2 separate regions of the Homo sapiens genome follow, and region 1 is linked to region 2. A link is a loop called in an ENCODE intact Hi-C map of the cell type or tissue named here. Cell type or tissue: stomach. All regions are shown on one strand. Each heading gives the region's core, and the rest is flanking DNA. Links, peaks and the distances in the headings are about the cores only. Region 1 overlaps COL15A1 (collagen type XV alpha 1 chain). Region 2 overlaps COL15A1 (collagen type XV alpha 1 chain).

What was found. Peaks named below come from ENCODE experiments on the same cell type or tissue, not always from the same donor. Only the 100,000 strongest peaks of a DNase experiment are listed, where the experiment ranks them.
Region 1: it touches region 2 in a loop (3-fold over the local background); 5 of 110 quality-filtered maps call a loop at or near these places.

Annotation. Positions count from the first base shown.
Region 1 is chr9:99,020,481-99,029,867 of GRCh38, forward strand. COL15A1 (collagen type XV alpha 1 chain) reads left to right here. Exons shown (of 42, transcript NM_001855.5): 13 at 1,611-1,670; 14 at 2,877-2,969; 15 at 4,394-4,519; 16 at 5,424-5,486. Among named protein-coding and RNA genes, the nearest start is that of TGFBR1, 80 kb to the right of the region's middle. In stomach, for the core only: no CTCF peak of the experiment used is centred there; no DNase peak of the experiment used is centred there.
Region 2 is chr9:98,959,743-98,969,129 of GRCh38, forward strand. All of the region lies in intron 2 of COL15A1 (collagen type XV alpha 1 chain), which reads left to right. Among named protein-coding and RNA genes, the nearest start is that of COL15A1-AS1, 20 kb to the left of the region's middle. RefSeq lists enhancers at 2,013-2,513, 3,014-3,598. In stomach, for the core only: no CTCF peak of the experiment used is centred there; a DNase peak (open chromatin) is centred at 4,689; H3K27ac peaks cover 1,948 bases.

The sequences.
Region 1 (9,387 bases), core at 827-8,826, 61 kb after region 2:
TGATCAAGTGTCCTGAACATGTTATTTAGGTTTGATTTAGCCCACTCTGATCAAGGGGATCGCAGAAGCAGCAAGAGGGCTAAGCCCAAAAGAAATGGACTTGTAGGTCTGGGAGAATCAGGAAAAGGGCACTGGGCAGTTCTGACTGAGTCTCTTCTCACCACCTGGTGACCGTGGCCAAGTCCCTTGACCTCCGTGGGCCTTGGCTTCTCTGTCGAGTATCAAAGGGTCCTATGATTCCACACCTGGCTCTGCCACACATCTGCAACCAGTTTTCTTCACTTCTGTGTCCGGGCTCTGGGCTCTGCCCCTGATTTTCTTCCTGGGAAAATGTTGGGCAGACAAGAGCTTTTGAGGACCACAGGCCTAGGTTTGCCTTTTTGTAGCTGTGGGATCTCCCGAAAGTTCTTTACTATTTCTTTGCTCCAGTTTCTCCATCTGTAAAATGGAGGTGGTGATGATGACCCTGCGGTGTGGGATGACGTGAGGGGATGTTTATAGAAGTGCTTTAGCTGGTGTCAGTCACTGCGGGAATAACAAATTCCTCTTACCAAAACACCTATTGGTGATAAGCTGTTCCCAGGGGGATGTGTCCACAGTGACCCCAGTCAAGAGATCCTGCCCAGGGAGCCTGCTCTGGCCATAGGCAGCAGCTTGGCTGCCTCTGGGAGCCTTCTCATCTCCACCATGACCCTGGTCCTCTGCCTGTCTCACCTCCCTCTGGGCTGCACAGAGGCCGTTCCTTGCAGCAGATGATGCTCCCGTCCTGGGGCCTCCTGAGTGCCCACCGGGGTGTGGGGAAGGGAGGGCCAGGGCTGGGGAGGGCGGTGTCCTCACTTCTCTCTGCCTCTGGCTACCTCAGTGGACTTCAGATGGAGCAGGGCTCTGGGGTGTAGCAGGAGGCACACAGATTTGGGGACTTTACTGTGGACATTTCCTCTCTCCTTTTGGTGGATCTGGCCATCCTGTCACCTTATTTGTCAGAGAAGCCACTTCTCTGGGCCCTTTTTGACAGCCAAAACCTCCTGGGATGCCACTCTGTCATTTTCTTTCATCTGCCTCTTTTCCAAATGTGTGCTTCTGTCATTCGAAAAGCATTTTCTGGGGCACTAGCCTTGTGCCAGGTGCTGGGACCTGGAGGTGATTCAGGCACTGTGCCTGCCCTTGAGGGGCACATGGTCCCAGAGGGGCAGACTGTGAGCAATGATGTTCCTGTAAAGGTCACACGCCCTGGTGAGAGGAGCAGGTGGGCAGGGCAGGCTTCAGGGGAGTCCACACTGGGCCTGAGCACTGAGCACTGGTGCTCTAGCAGGGCCCAGATCAGAGGGTGGGGATAAATCCTGGAAGAAGGGAGGGTGTGTGTGATGCGTGCTCATACTGGTCAGCTCTTTCCACCACAGCCTGTGCCCTCCAAGTATGGCACAGAAACAAAGGGCTTCTGAGCCCTGGGGTGGGACAAGGCATTCCCTTAAGCTGTCTCTGCAAAGGACAATGCCATTTTTCTTTCCTGTGTGATCCTGATTTTAAAGATGAGCACGATTTCTACAGAAAGGTGGGGAGATGGTAGGAACAGAGTTCCAGCCGTTCACTGACCATTTTGTTCTCTTTAGGGTGATGCTGGGGAGGAGCTTCCTGGCCCTCCTGAACCTTCTGGGCCTGTTGGACCCACGGTGAGATTCCCATCCAGGCTTGTCACACACACAGGTGTAAGACCAGGGATGCGGCCAAAACAGCCACAGGCTGAGGACTCTCCTTTTTGGCCCCCAAAGTATCTTGCAGTCAGACCCTAGGGCTTTCTGCCTCTACTAGGACTCTGCAGTGTGCAGCAGCAGAACTGATTTCTATCCAGTTTAAATCCTGCACCTTGAGCATCCCAGAAGTTCTTCAAACTCAACACTTCCCAAGCTGGACTCATTACCCATGCCCCAGACCTGCTTCTCCTCCTGGGTTCCCCATCTCTGAGGATGGCACCCCATCTATGTGGTCACCAAGAGAGAAACATCCTTGAGTGGTCCTCTGCCTTCCCCAGCCCTGCCCAGTGTGTCCCCATGTCCCCCTGAGTCTAGCTGTGCAGTGCCTCCTCCTCCTCTCTTGGGCGATGGCACCAGCCTCCTAACTGGTCTCTCCGCCTCCATGTCACCACTTCCCTTCCCCCACACACATGTTCCCACCACTGTGACCTTCCTAAACACAGCTGTAACCCCCAAACCCAGCTCTTCTGGGTGCCTCTCAGGGGGTGCTCAGTACACACACATTCAATGAATGAATTAGGCCCTGCCTGGTTCCTGTCTTCAGGAGTTAAGTGCTGGAAAGGTGTTTTGAAGATTCCCCTTGTTCTTCAGATACATTTGATGCCATTCAAGTATGCACTGAGGGCTCTCTGGGTGCTCGGCCTCCTGCTGGACTCTGGGCACCCAGTGTGTCTCAGGTTTGGGCTGGCTCTTGAGCCCTAGTTTAGAGGAGCCGATGGACCCACGCACAACTAAGCTTCGAGTCAGGTGGTCCTAGCATCTCACTGAGACCTTGACAGAGGCTAGTGGGAGCACTGTGGAGGGAGAGAATTCTGCCTGGAAACGGGGTAGGGAGGGCTTCGTGTAGGAGGAGACTGCGGAACTGGGCCTTGAAGGATGAGTTGGGAATTGAAAGGCAGGAAAGGAGGCCGAGGACATGAGTGGGCTGCACAGCTGGGAGGCGGCAAGAGAGAAGGGTAGCTGTAGAGGGGAGTGGGAGAAAAGTCAGAGAGAAAACGGGGAGCAGAAGTTATCGGGCTATAGGATATAGGAAACATTTCCCCATTTTGGAGAAAACTCAGTGACGTGGCTGTCCTTGGAGTCTGGCAGTTAAATGCAAGTAGTGGAAATTTCTTCTCTTTCCAGGCAGGAGCAGAAGCAGAGGGCTCTGGCCTAGGCTGGGGCTCGGACGTCGGCTCTGGCTCTGGTGACCTGGTGGGCAGTGAGCAGCTGCTGAGAGTGAGTGTGAAGGAGGACACGACCTGGTGTCTGGGACTGCCTTCAAAATAACCCCAGAGGGAGGGACGTGGGGGCCAGGGACAGATGAAACTGGATTGGCTGCTGCTGGGGTTGCCGGCAGTGAGCTCATGGGGGTTCATTCTACTTTTCCTTGTGCTTGTATATATGTTTGAAATTGTTCACTTTGATCAGTTGCATTGTAAGTGAGTACGAGCCTACATTTATCTTCAGGACCTCCTCACCCCACCTTCTTCCTTTCCCTGGTGGGCTTCTTGAGCAGGCTGCCCTGCAGCAGGTGTGCCCAGTGCCCTTCACCTCTGCCAACTGGCTTTCAATCCTCCCTCCCCCTCCTCTCACCCTATTCATTAAAGAGACCTGCTGGTTTTGTCTCTGGGTGGCTATTCTACTTCAGCTTCCAGAACCTTCCTGAAATCTCCTTCCCTTATGCATTCCCTCCCTGCCTCCCTCTCCAGGCTACTCTTTCTCTTTGGTGCCTCTTGCTCCCCTGGCCTCCTGCCAAGGCTGGAGCTCCACCAGTCCTTTCTGAAATTGCCCCCTGGGGAGCTTCTACCTTCTCTAGCTGCAGCTGGTGCCTCTGTCCCTGAGAGCCTGTGCTGAATCCCTGGTTGAAAGCTCCACTTGGCTGCCCCTCTGCCCACTCCTCATGGCCAGGGCTAGAAGGGTTCTGGACTCCGTGGTTAAATGGAATGGGAGCCAAATGAATCTCCCAGCCTGGTGGGATCAGCCAACCCAGCAATGGGCTAAAAACACTAGTGCACTTCAGAAAGAGTTTTAAAAACAAGGCTACACCACAAGCAGTTTTTTTTGTTTTTTTGTTTTTTTTTTTTTGAGATGGAGTCTTGCTCTGTCGCCCAGGCTGGAGTGCAGTGGCGCGGTCTCGGCTCACTGCAAGCTCCACCTCCCAGGTTTACTTACTCCATTCTCCGGCCTCAGCCTCCCGAGTAGCTGGGACTACAGGTGCCGGCCACCACGCCCGGCTAATTTTTTGTATTTTTAGTAGAGACAGGGTTTCACCATGTTAGCTGGGGTGGTCTTGATCTCCTGACCTTGTGATCTGTCCTGACTGACCTCACAGTTAATCAGAAAACTAAGTTCACCAGAGCACCTCTCAGAATTCCAACTAATTGGATCTTTCTTGTATTCAGCCTTTTGGGAGAAAACACGATATGATGGGCTCAGAAAGACTGAGATTCAAATCCCAGTTCTGCTACTAATTAGCTGTGTGTCTGAGAGCCCTTGAGTCGCATGGTCTCACTGAGCCTTATTTTCCGCATCTGCTAAGTGGGATCACCAAACCCTACATGTAGGATTGTTGAAAGAATTTGAGAGATTGCATGAAGCACATACTCAGTATCTCATTCGGTATTCCCCCACTGTTTCTAACAGAGTCTTTGTGTTTTTAGGGTCCTCCAGGACCCCCAGGGCCACCTGGCTTACCTGGGATTCCAGGAAAACCAGGAACTGATGTTTTCATGGGACCCCCTGGATCTCCTGGAGAGGATGGACCTGCTGGTGAACCTGGGCCCCCGGTGAGCAACTGAAGTCTTCTCCCCATCTCTGTGGCTGTGGGGCTTCCTTTAGCAGGGGAGGGGTGTACAGATTGCAAAACCCAGCACTGTCCAAGGTTCGCGATGGGGAGAGAGCAGCTAGCTGTTTGTAAACAGAAATCCTCCTCATCTGAATCATTGCTGAGATTCGAAAGAAGCAGCAGCCAAGAAAAACATCATCCTACGTATTGTTTTGCTGCTTTATCATAGTCAATACAGATGGCCCCCTACTTACGAATGGTTCAGCTTAAGATGTTTTTGACTTTACAGTGGTGCAAAGTGATGCACATTCAGCAGAGACTTTACCTTGAGTACCCATACAGCCATTCTGTTTTCACTTTCAACACTTTATTATAAAATAGGCTTTGTGTTTGATGACTTTGCCCAACTATAGGCTAATGGAAGTGTTCTGAGTATGTTTAAGTTAGGCTAGGCTAAGCTATGATGTTCAGTAGATTAGGTGTATTAAATGCATTTTGGACTTAAGATATTTTCAACTTGCAATTGGTTTATCAGATGTAGCCCCATTGTAAGTCAAGAAGCGTCTGTACAGGAGACACAGATTCATAAAGAATCTTGGAATCATAGGCCATCAGGGCTGGGCCTGGGGTAGGAGACCCTTGGAGACCATCTGGTCCAACCCTGTCTCTAACTTCCCCATAGAGGAGGAAATGTAATCCAGAGAGTGAAGGACAGTTAGCCACAGGTGCACAGTCAGCAGTGACCCAGCCTGGGCCAAGGACTAGGTTCCTGCCTTGCACCTGACATGAGGCCCTGGGCCCACCAGCCTCACCTGCCTCCCAACCCTGCCCTCCTTTTCTAGCAAGCGTGTGTATGTGATATTTAGCAGAAATGTTGTGGGTTGATTGTCACTGATGTTCCCCAGGGCCCTGAGGGACAGCCTGGAGTTGATGGAGCCACCGGCCTTCCCGGGATGAAAGGGGAGAAGGTACGGGGAACACGGGAGGGTCCCACCACATGGGAGCCACCAGGCCCACACTACTCTCTCTGACCCCTAAACCTGACCTTGCCTCTTATGTGACTGACCCCCTGGCCTCCTGAAATCCCCTGCTGGCCACTTCTGCTGGATGTCTCCATCATGGGACTCATCATGCCCAAGCCTGAACTCAGCACCTTCCCTGCCCACTCTTGTCTGCCCCTAGCTTCAGTGAATGGTGTTGCCATCTACCTGGTCACCTGGAGCGAGAAATGGAATCTTCTCTAACTCCTCCTTCCCTCCCTTTCCTGGTATGATTGGTCAGTGCCAAGATGGCCCAGTCTGACCTCCACATCTCTCACTTTTGTCTCCCCACTGAGCTGGACTCATCTCTTCTCATTCGCACGGTGGCCTTGGGCTCCCAGTTGCTGTCCCATTCTCTCCACCCACCCTCCAGCCTCCTGCCCAGTTCACCTTCCTGTAGCAGGCTCTCGTCAGCCCCTGCCCTGGCTACTGAGAAAAGATCAAGGGCTCAACTGCCTGCAGGACACACCCTAGCTCTGTGCAGACATCTGGCCCTTCCTGATTCGCACAAGCTGCCTCTGTAGTGCATCCCCCAACTCCTCACACGGCCTCTTGGCCAGTGGGCTGGTTCTGCCCAAATGCTCTGGGCACGCTCTTCCCTTCTGTCCTCCTGGCCTTTGCACATGGTTTTCTCCCTGTTTGGGATGTCCTTTTCCTTTTGTCATCCTCCAAGACCCAGTTCAGATACATCCTCTGGGGAGCTCTCCCTGACTCATTATGAGCAGAAAGCACCCCTCCTTCCTCCCCTTTCTATGAGCATCATAGGAAGTTCCCATGCTATTGAGAACCTCCCTTGCCAGTGACACTAAAGGTGTTAGCTTACCTGTCTGCTCCTCACCCCCACCCTGACATAGAGCATAGTACTGCCTCTCTCTCCTTAGAACCTAGCACAAGCCTCTATTAGTGTTTGATGCATGAATGAAACTTTTTTCAGACACCATTAGTCTACTTTTCCCAGAGTCTGGCCTGCCTTCATCCTCTTCATTCTCTGTCTGTAAGCTGGTCCTGCCTCCTGTCTGCAAGCCTGTGCTGGTGCTACCTGGGGCGTGTATGTGTAGGGGGTGCTTTCTGCCTCTGCAGTGTTCCCAGCTTGATGAGATAAGCCATGTCTGTCAAAGGAAGGCAATAAAGACAAGGTGAGCCCTGTGCTAGGGATGCGATCAGTGGGTTTTACTGGGGTCTAGAGGAGGAAGAGAGATCTCAGCTGGGATCAGAAGTGGGGCCTTCTGTGAACCTCTCATGGACAAAGACGTGGAAAATGCTGACTCTGTAGACACCACCATCATCACTGAACTGAATTTCTAGTTTCCGTCAGCTCTGGAGTATGTTTATTTTAATTGGAACCATAACTCAATTTTCGTGGAAAGCTTATTTCTCAGAAAAAGATACAATTGTCAAGCTTTATAGAACTCATTTTACATGTACCAACAGTTTTACAGAAATTAAATTTTGCAGGAAGCACCACAGACCTACACTCTTCTTACCTGTTCTTCTTCCAGGCTTCCCCCCACCCACCCACACACACCCCTCCCATACTCTGTCTCGAACTTAAAGATACCCACACCCACAACTGCATACAAAACACCCTTGCACAGGCACTCTGCAGCTGCTTGAAGAATCAGCAGTGCAAGGAGCAGCAGGCTTGCCTAGGGTGAATGTTGGAGATCAATCACATTTGTTTCTGAAATTTGCTATGCATCTCAATTTGTTGCACTGTGCACATATGAGGTTTTCTGATCAAGCAAAAACAGACTTGGAAGAACTTGGAAATTTGCATCTGGAGAGCTGGCAGGAAACTTTGCACATGATATTTACCTTAAAAACAAAACAAAACCAAAAAAGTCCCTAATAAACCAAGGTGCATATTCAGTATGTAAAATAACAAAAAATGTGCTAAAGGAAATGAACAGCTTCAGGGCTGTAGTAGATCATAAGATCCAATGATTCGTTTGATCTTTGACTCCCCATCAACAATATCTGCCCTTCAACTTGCATACCTCCAGTGACAAGGAACTCATCTCCTGCCCAGGCAGTGCCTTGCACCGTTGGATAGATCCACTTATAGGGAAGTCTTTCCATTTGCTGTGGTGAAATCAGCCTCCTTTCTCTTTAGCACAGCACATAGACCAATCTAGGCAGTTATCTAAAATGGAGTTTTCTCTACAAAGAATAAGGTTCAGGTTATTTAGCTGGAAAAAAATGTTTTTTATATAATAATTATTATTATAAAATATGAGATTGAGATCAAAACATGATGCTCATTAAGAATTCATCAAATATCTTAAGTATGAGCTAAGCTATGAGGACCCAAAGGCATAAGAATGATATAACAGGCTGGGTGCGGTGGCTCACACCTCTAATCCCAGCACTTTGGGAGGCTGAGATGGGCGGATCATGAGGTCAGGAGTTCAAGACCAGCCTGACCAACATGGTGGAACTTCGTCTCTACTAAAAATACAAAAATTAGCCGGGCGCAGTGGCACAAACCTGTAATCCCAGCTGCTCGGGAGGCTGAGGTGGGAGAATCGCTTGACCCGGGAGCCAGAGGTTGCAGTGAACCGAGATCGCGCCACTGCACTTCAGCCTGGGTGACAGGGTGAGACTCCGTCTCCAGAAAAAATTGAAAAAAGATTGATACAACAGACTTGGGGGAAAGGGTGGGAGGGAGTGAGGGATAAAAGAGTACAGATTGGGTACAGTATACACTGCTCAGGTGATGGGTGCACCAAAATCTCAGAAATCACCACTGAAGAACTTACTCACGTAACCAAATACCATCTGTTCCCCAAAAAACGTATTGAAATTATACAAATTAAAATATTTTTTAAATGATACCTCAAAAAGAATTTATCAAATAGATTATTCTATGCTGAGTTCGATGATAGAAATATTCCTTACTTTATTTTTCCCAAATCAAGATGATCAACTAACTCTTAAGATCTTTAGCCCAAGAAGGAATGGGTGAGGAGTAGCCTGCTTTCTCAGCAGTAGAATGTTTCTAGAAAGAATGCAGAAGAACTTGCTGAAGAAGATGGATCTCTGAAAAATCATTCCTTTCTGCTTTTGCACTGCAGATTCTGCCATTCAGTTCTCGGAACACACCTAGTATTAACAGTTGTTGTTGATTTTCTACTTTCAGAATCTAAGTCATTCATGTTATTCTGCAGTCTCAAAAGGTACTGGGACACCTGGGCAGGAAAGAGTTTGTGCTTGGAAATTTTCTTCAGTGTCCAGAATTACTGTGGAATGCTGAATTGCCAGTAATTGCCTTTGAGTAATTTCACTGAGCTGCCAAACTGTCATTGTAAAATCAGCTTCTGTCTTTTCCGTTGATGTAAGAGAAATACAATTAGATCATCATCACCTTCCCTTTCTCCAAGCAATCCCAATTGGTCTTTGAACAATTCTCTAAACCTTGTATAAGAAAGAAAAGAGAAGTAAGCTGCTTTTGCCTAGGATGCAGTAATGGGTTTAGACCTTCTAACAACATGTTTAAATGAAACACTGAAATAGTTGCCTAATTTCCTATTTTATATCTTCTTTCATTATCAGAAGTGTTTGGTTCAACATCTGGATTATAGGCCTCCATAAAACCAAATAGATGGCTGGGTACGGTGGCTCACTCCTGTAATCCCAGCACTTTGGTAAGCCTAGGTGGGTGGATCACCTGAGGTCAGGAGTTTGAGACCAGCCTGGTCAACATGGCGAAACCCCATCTCTACTAAAAATACAAAAAATTAGCTGGGCATGGTGGTGGGCACCTGTAATCCCAGCTACTCGGGAGGCTGAGGCAGGAGAATCACCTGAACCCGGGAGGCCGGGGTTGCAG
Region 2 (9,387 bases), core at 573-8,572:
TCTCTCTGTCCTCTAGCATGGCTTCTCACTGTGAGTCAGAGTAGCTTGTCTAAAACACAGGTCCCATCATGTCACATCCCCTGTCAAAACGCTTCCATGTTTTCTGTGACGCACAATGCATTCCACACTCCTTGGGTTGCAGTTCAAGGCCTCTTCTCCTCTCACATCCCTCCCCGTACCCTGGCTCTACCACCCTGAACTGCTTGCTGGTCTCTGAATTGACCATGCATGTTCCCTTCTCCAAGCCTTTGCTTGCGCTGTTCCTCAGCCTGCCCTATGGAAATCCTCTGCATTTTCACCTTGATAGACTTGTTGCTTAAACTGTGGTCCCTGGACCAGCAGCATGGGCATCATCCAGGAGCTCATTAGAAACAGAGTCCCAAGGCCGGGCACAGGGGCTCACACCTGTAATCCCAGCACTTTGGGAGGCCAAGGTAGGGTGATTGCTTGAGGCCAGGAGTTTGAGACCAGCCTGGGCACCATAGTGAGACAACATCTCTATAAAAAATTAGCATGATGTGGTGACATGTGCCTGTACTCCCAGCTACTTGGGAGCCTGAGGTGGGAGGATCGCTTGAGCCCAAGAGGTTAAGGCTGCAGTGAGCCGAGGTCACACCACTGAACGAACCCCAGCCTGGGTGACAAAGGGAGACTCTGTTTCAAAAATAAAAAAGAAAAAAAAGAAAAGAAATACAGGATCCCAAATCCTGCCTCAGACCCACAACATCAGATCTAGACCCACAGCATCAGATCTAGACCCACGGCATCAGATCTGTACCTTAACCAGGCCCCCAGGTGATGTGTGTGGCACTCAAGTGTAAGCTGCAGTGCTGTGTAGCTTGGAGGGCAAGTGCTGAATCTGGGCAGTCAGATAGAGCTGGCCTGGTTCCAGGCTCTGCATGTATCAGTTGGTGACCTTGGACAATGTACTAATCCTTTTGAAACCTCAGTTTCCTCATCTGTAGAGTGAGGAAACTATAAACGAAATAACGCCCCAAGCTCTTAGCACAGTGCCTGGCACATGGAAAGCCCTTAATGAAGGGGAGTGGCCAGTAACAAGGTTCCATCTCAGTGCTAGCTGATGTTGTGCCTAAGCTGTCCTGTGTCCTCTCTCAGCATTGCTTGTATTGGGTTTATTCCATCAGAGGTGAGAACTCATTTGTAAGTCCATCTTGCTGAGGATGGGAAGGGCCAGGACCAAGTCATTTGTGTTTGGAGTTTAGAATCATTGACCTTCCAGTGGAGGGAGATAAACAATCATAATCTGATGTGGGGAAAGTGAAACATAGCTAAACAAGGACTTTGCAAAGTGGGTGGGATGGAATTCATTCCAGAGTTTCTGCCCTTGGTAGAAATGGCCATTCTGCCTGTTGTAACCTGGGGGCTTTCTCATTCATCCATTTGTTTACCCACTTTTATGTAATATGTATTGACTGTTCTCTGAATACAAGCAATGTGTGATATCCTGGGCAGAAAATGAAAAGCAAGATAGGCTTGCTGCTTGCCCTCTAGGATCCTATAGTCTAATGGGGGACATTGATGCTAAATAAAGGATTGTACAAAAAGACTCTTTATGTTTATAAATGGTAGAAAATGTTAGAAAGTGCAATGAGAGCTATGAAAGCACATGCCAGGACACTCTCATCTGTACCAGGGTGTCAGGAGAGTCTCCCCAAGGAATGGGATTTAAGATGAGATCTGAGGGGTGAACAGATTTAGCCAGGAAAGGAGGTGGGGATGATGGGCTGGAAGAGGAGTGGAATGTTCCAGATACAGAGAAACAGAATGAGGAGAGGATGGAAGAGACAGCCTGAATGTGGCTCGAACACGTTGAGGGAGGAAGGCAGGGTGAAGTTTCTGGGATGAAAGCAGGGCCTTCGCCCAGGAGCCGTTTTTCCTAGCCTGGCCCTGGGGGAGCATCTTGGCTTCCCACCCTCGGTCAGTCCTGCAGCACTACCGCCCAGGGCCACCCGGGGTAAAGGCCTTTGGTCTAGGTAGAGTGCAGTCAAGCCCTGGATTCTACTACCTGCCTTGCTCCTGCCTCTGCTTATCAGACAGTGAATTGCTTCAGGGCGGGGGCAAAGGGTCTCTACCTTTACATAGCGTAAGAGAAGAGAATTTAAGAGACTTGCAGTAAAATGTCAGGAAGGCAGAGTCAGAAGAAAGCCCGGAGCCAGCACAAAGAGCCCCTGGTCCACCTTGGCCTCTCAGGGCCTCCCAGGCCACGACAGCTGCCTGGCAAAGAGGTGGTGGAGGCAAGTGAGGAAGGTTTCTAACAATTGCTGTCTGCGGTTAGACTCCAGTCAGTCCTGGCTTTGGAAAGCTTCCTCCCGTCTATACAACGAAGAGGTCGGACCAGCGCTAAGGTCATCCAGGTCTGACATGATCTCTTTTTATTTTTTATCTCTCTCTGGATCTCTGTATTGAGAATGTGCATCCGTAAACATAGGAAGAATTCTCTTGCCAGGGAACAGAAATGCGGTTTGGGGAGGAATAACTCGGGTGGGAGGTTTTTAGATGCTTTCACTCAGGGGAGCAATTCCTTTAGACATGGTTGTACCCGTGAGACGTGGGGGATGCATTACGCCTCTCCTGTCCAAGCCATTCCTTTGGAGACCTGCTTCTCAAATGGGTGTGCTCACAGTCCTTGGCTGTGTGACACTAGCATGCGAAGAGCCACATTGTTTATTTCCTGGAGGATTTTACTCAGTGGTTGGTAATTTGTGGTGAGGAGACCAGTAACAACTGGGGAATAATTTGGAACATTTTTATATTATTAAAACAAACACACACACATGTTTGGAGTGGAATTCAAAACTTAAGTGCTTTTAAAGATAAAGCAAGAGAATTAAATTTTCAAGGTCCTGGGGGGCTCTTTGGCTAGACTCAGGCCCTCAGGTTTATCTGATGACAGAGTGCTTTAGCAGAGATGATGTTATATACAGATTTGAGGTCCCCAACTTGTGGGGGATATTTAGAATTATTGCAAAGGATACATGGACATTTTCTGTCTACAGATACCTAACACCTGTGTGTTGAGGGGGCTATTAATGCTTTGATATTGACAAGATGGAGATGGTCACTGCCCTCCAAAGCTTTGGATTAGAACTGTCAGCTCCAAGAGGGAAGGAACTTGTCTATCACTGCTGGATCTCCGGCACTTAGAATAGTGCCTGCTGTACAGCAGGTGCTCAATAAATGCTTCTGGAATGAATAGAAATGTGTGTGTTGATGGCCATGAGAAGCTTTCATTTCTCCATCCACGTTTACCTTTCCAGGAATAGCGTGTGGAGCTGCTTTAGCATGGAGATCTTGGGTGGAATGTGAAGAATGCTGTCATGCATATGCATGTGGGAGGCTGGTCAGCCTTGCTCAGGTTCAAGATTTCCAAGAATCACTCTTTGGAGGCAGCCTTCCACCCAGCGTGGTCCATGCTGCATAGCGTAGGCTCCTTGTGTGAGAAGGCACAGTTCACCATTTATGCACCTTAGGTAGCTAGGACCCACTGGGCCTCACTTCTCACAATGCCTGCAAGTCCCCCCAAACACCTTACTCCCATCAGAACCCACTGGGAACCTGAGGCCTCAGAAAATGCTGGACTTTGGGGATCAACTATTCCAGCTCCCCCAAATTGCAGACGGGAAGATGGAGGTTCAAAGAGAGCAAGGAACTTCCTGGGAGTCACACACATTTTAGCGATGTGACTCCCAACAGGTTCCTTGTTCTAGAACTGGGTCTGGAACTACGTCTTCTGATATCCAGGTGGGTGGCATCACTCCATTTTGAAATTCCCCAGTGCTGCTTGATCACATCCGTACCATTCTCAGGGATGTGCTTGACAGTAGTGTGTGGTTAGAGCTGAGCTTTGGAAACATCACATGAACTTTAAATCCTGGTTCAACACTTTTTTTAATTATGTGACTTGGGCACATTGCTCAGAAAGAGTGTGGGTTTCCTCATCTGGATGGTGGTGGTGGGTGATGGGTATAGGAGTCCTACCTCCTGAGGCTATATGAGCTACTCAGCAGGTAATGCCCAGGAGTGCTCAGAGCCAGGGATGGGGAACCCAGTGCTGAGCCATCCATCCCACAAAGTTAAGGTCATGCCCATCCCGTTCACCCCAAATCTCCATGACTTGCAGTGCCAGGCATGTGACGGTGTGTGCTTGATAGTCATTTGTGAATGAACAAATGAATGAATGAACAAAATGGACAGAATATGCTTAGCACCTGACATTTGCCCTGTGCCACCACCCTGAGAGCTAAGTATTGCCACCTCTATTTCCAGATAAGGAAGCTAAGGCTCAGAGAAGTTAAAGAACATGCCCAAGATCACCTGGCTAGTACGTGGCTGAGCAGGGACTTACATACAAGTTTCTCTGGCATCAAATTCCACGTCCTTTGCCCTGCACCATTCTGGGGGAGGCTGGTCCTCCTGGGGTTCCCCCGAGGTCACCTCCCCTCCCACCCCCCCATTCTTGGTCTCTAGTTAGGAGGTGTCCACTGGGTTTTCATCTTGGAAGGTCTGATTCCCTCTCCCATTATTCTGGTGGTCCACAGGCTGTTCCTCCAGCAAACATTTGGAGACTGTCAAGCTGTACTTTCATCTAAATTAAACAAGAGTCAGCCTGTTTCAAAATATGACTTCAGGGTCACCATCTGTTCTGGCTGTTCCCTTAAACTCAAATCCCATTTTGGAGCCAAATGGGGCTCCAGCATCCCACAGAGAGTGTGTCTCTTTGCACAACTGAGCAGGAAAGTCTGTAGAAAGACACAGTGTGTTTGACAACAACCCTCGGACAAATTTCTCTGGTTATTTCTTTTCCCCTACTCAGCAGCATCAACGTCATTGCATGTGAACCACAGGTCCCCACCACAGATTCAAATGCATTCCTTTCTACATTGGGTACCTAGTGTGTACCAAGCTCTGTATGAGGCCCTTTCCCATGCCATCTTCCGGGTCATGGGAGAGAGTGGCCTGGATCTTACAGTGGGGGGAATACAACATGCCAAAGCTGCTCGAGCTGGTCACACCATCAGTCTGGGCATCAGTTTTCTCATCTTGGGGACATTGGACTGGGTATTTTCTGAGGTTCTTCCCAGCTCTGAAGGTTACCCTGATTCTTCATCAGCGCCTTGGCCAATGTAGGCGAGATTTCACGGTGCCCACTGAAGCTATGAGCTCGTTCTGACTGCGCTGCTTGTCTGCCCTGGCTGAATTCACACAAGCTCATCTGTTGGGACGCCCCGGGCTGTTCCCAGGGCAGCTTGATTTTGCCCAGGGCATAACATGCCAAGTGCTGAGAGGCTGCAAGAAAGTATGTCTCCTGCTGTTGCCAAACTATCGCCTTCGCACCACATTCCAGATCACCCAATTCCACCCTCTCCTTGGCAAGAAAAAGAAAGGGGACCCAACTGCCTAGGGCAGCAGCTTGGGGTGAAATGAGGATTCCTCCTAAAATGGTCAGCTAGAACCTTCCTCAGGAATCTGCCAAGGCACCCGGTTGCCTGTTGCATAAATTTTAGTCTCCTTGGCTGGACATTTGAGGCTCTCTGACTCCAGTCTCCTAAAGGAAAAAGAATTGAGAGTAGCAAGAGCTGGGAAGTCCCAACCACTGCAGTTAAGGCCTGCAGTCTTAAGCTCCTTCAGCTTCAGTCATCTCATCTGAAAATGGCATAGCCACAGTCCCCACCCCATCAGACTGCCTTGAGGTTAGGTGAGCTAATGCACCTAAGTGCTGAGCTCAGGGTTGGCCTGTTGTGAGATTAACATTTCTAAGTCTGAATCTCTCTGGATCCATAATTCTCTCCTTTTTGCTCCAATGCTGGAGGCTATCTCGGGGTCCCATTTCTCCCATCCTTGGAATCACTCACTTGGCCCTTGTTTTCCTAATTGTGTGGGTTTGCTCATGCTCTGCTCACTCCACTGTGTTCACCTGTGTGAAGCATCTCAGGCCTATCTCCACTGGCCCTTCCTTCAGGTCCCCTTCCCAGTGTCCCCCAGTGGGCGGGGAGTGCTCCCTCTTTAAGCCCCTACAGGACTTTCCTGTCCTTTGCTTATGGCTCCAAGCTCAGGTCACCTGTATCTGGGCCCCGTGTTGGTGTCTGGTCCTTTTTTTCCAGGGGACCCAATTCCTTGTCCTCTTGATCCCCCAGAGCCCAGCCCAGGTCACCTGTATCTGGGCCCCATGTTGGTGTCTGGTCCTTTTTTTCCAGGGGACCCAATTCCTTGTCCTCTTGTTCCCCCAGAGCCCAGCCCAGCGCCAAGTCCAGACAGGGTTGGAAAGTGGATGCTGGTTGTGGACAAGGCCAGACTGGGCCCAGGATAGAATGAATGATAGTAAGGTCCCCTCCTGACTCTTCTTCTGGGAGGGAAGAGAGAGGACCATTCTCCCCTAGGGAGATGTAAATTATGGCTGCCTTGAGGCCTGTGGATAACAACTCAAGAGATTTCATTGACCCCATAGTATCAATCATGCCAAAGAAATCAAGAAACACCCCAGGCCATGTTTCACTTAGAGAAAGACTTAGAAAGCTCAGAATTAAAATACTCTTTCAAGCTCCTCCTATCATTCAGTGCTCCTCCCAACCCAATGCTGCACCCCCATGGAGGAGATGGGGGGCCTTCTCCACACAGGAGGACCAGGGATCTTACCGTTCTGCTCCTGGGATCTCCAGGGCTGGCCTGTCCCATCCTACCTTGCCCCATGGCCCCAGCTCATGCTCTGACACCCGGATAGGCCATGAGCAGCCTCCCTGAGGCCTCTAGCCAAACCTCAAGGACCCTAACAGTATATAACAGAGAAGGGGAAGCCCGGTTGTTCACATTCTCCACCCAGACCATGTTGCAGAGGGGAGGAAGATGGAGGCAGCTGGAAATGAGTCTGAAGTCTGAGAAGCCAGTGTGTTTAAGAGAGTCACTCTCATCTCAGTGAAGGAGAGCCGAGGGCAGCCATTTTGCAGAAGGCTGCTCATTCAAAGCCTCCTGCTTAGGGAGAGGGGATTGCAGCCCCCAGCAAAGCTACAATCGACTCTGTGTGGTTATTAATATTATATTATATCTCAACAGTGGGGATCAGGTGAGAGCTAAGCTATTAAGTGCATATTAAGCTAAATGGTGCTGGTGGGATTACTTGTGACAACTACTGGCATTCATTAGAATTCTTTATGATTGATGATAAATATGATGTGTTAAGACAGGCATACAATCACGCTAGTCTAGAGTCCATTAAGCTCATTCATTCATGCACATGTGTATTATTTGTACATTCATTCGTTCATTCATTCATCAAATGCTCAATTTATGCCTACTTCAGGCAAGGTCTCACATTAGGGAGATGAGGGTGACACTGGGAGATATGGAGATGAAACAGAACATGCTACCTACCTCCTGAAGGGCTCACAGGCTGCTGAGGGACACAGGTGAGGAACAGATAACAGAGTAGTGAGAAATTGGAGCTTTCTGTGAAACTGGCCCTGGGGTGGAATGGGGGTTCCTAGGGAGATAGTATGACTCGTAGACCTGGCCACCGCAGTCCCCTCCTGGAAGGTGTGTGCCGACCCTTCTCTGTACTGACTTTCCCTGGGGAGCCACAGCTCTGTTGGAGACCACAAGTTTCCCCCTGCCTGCAGAACCCTCTCCTGACAGGCCTTGACCCAGGGGGCTGGAGTGCCCAAGCCTCTCTACATCCACTTACCTCCAGGGGCTGACTTGGACAGGCTTCCTGCTGGCCAGCCTTCTTCCCCCACAGCTGGGGCCACTTGGCTGCCTCACCCCAGGCCCTAGGACATTCCTGTTTTCCATCAGTGGGATCTAGTGATTCAGGGGACTTAGCATCCCAACAGCCTGGCTGGGAGGTGGCTTGAATGCTGTGCTATGATCACAGAAAAGCGCTGTCTCTACCATCTAGTACTGGGGCCCTGCCTGGGTTGGTCCATGGTGGAAGCAGTTACAATCCTGCCCCTGCACCCTGTGCCTGGGTCTCTGGCCCCTGCACCAGACGTCTGTGCTGCTGGCTGCCTGCTCTTGTCTCCAGGTCCATGACTGCCCATGACTGGCCTCCATTCAGGTAGTAGGATGCCATCTTTGCCTCAACAGCACAGCAGTTCTCAAACTAGGGTGTGCATCAGAGACACTAGGGGGCTGGTTAAAACACAGGGTGCTGGGCCTCAGCCCAGGGTTTCTGATTTTGTAGGTCTGGAGTAGGTCTCGAGAATCTGCATCTCTAATAAGTCCCCAGATACTGCTGCTGCTGGTCCAGAAACCACACTTTGAGAACCACTGGCGTCATGGATAAGCAGACGGGCTATGGAGTTTGAACCCAGGTTGTCTGGGTCCAAAACCTGGCCCAGCCACTTGCTAGCTGTGTGACCTAATCCCTCTGCACCTCAACCTCCTCATCTATAAAAACAAAGGTAATAAGAACACCCTCCTCACTGTTACTGTGAGTATTGGATGACCCAGTCCAGGCAACTCACTTGCAATCGTGCTTGGACACAGCACACAGTAAGTAAGCATTCAGTGAATGTGTGAGTTTCCTAGGGCTGCGGTAACAAACGACCACAAACTGAGTGGCTTAAAACAGTAGTAACTTATCCTTGTCCAGTTCTGGAGGCGAGAAGTGTGAAGTGGAGGTGTGTGGGCTGGGTGGCACTCCTCCTGGGGCTCTAGCAGGGAATCCATTCCTTGCCACTTTCAGCTTCTGGTGACTGCCAGCAATCCTTGGCTTGTGTCCACTTCATTTTAATCTTTGCCTCTGTGGCCACATTGCCTCTTCCTCTTCTGTCTGTCAAACCCCCTCCATGTGTCTTATAAGAACACCTGTCATTGGATCTAGTGCCCACCCAGATAATGCAGGATGATCTTTTTATCTCAAGATCCTTAACTTAATTACATCTCAAAGACTCTAAATGTAATGAACATATTTAGAAATGAGGACATGGACATATCTTTTCTGGCGGTCACCACTGAACCCACTTTAGGGAACACAGGCTATTATCATTATTAAGTTGTTCCTTCAGCTCCTGCAGTTGGGCCTGGCCTATAGCTTCCTGCCTGGGGGCGGGGGCGGGGAAGGAGGAGTAAGCTGACTCCCAGGTTCCAGCTTCTGGTCAGCTGCACTTTATTCAAGACAACCCATTTTCAGGCTGGGGCAGAGAATTCTGCCTATTAAGCTATACTGGCTATGTTATAGCATTTCAGCATGTTCAGATTTCATTGATCTGAGAAAAAAACGCCAATCCCAGCCCCCCAGACTCCTGTCTGGAGCCCTTTGTCCATGTTAATTGTTCCTCATACCCTGGCAAGTTGTACTTGGCAAAGCATTTTCTCATTCAAAACTCTACTGGATCCTCACTGCAGTCTCATGAGAAAGATTGTATCACCCTA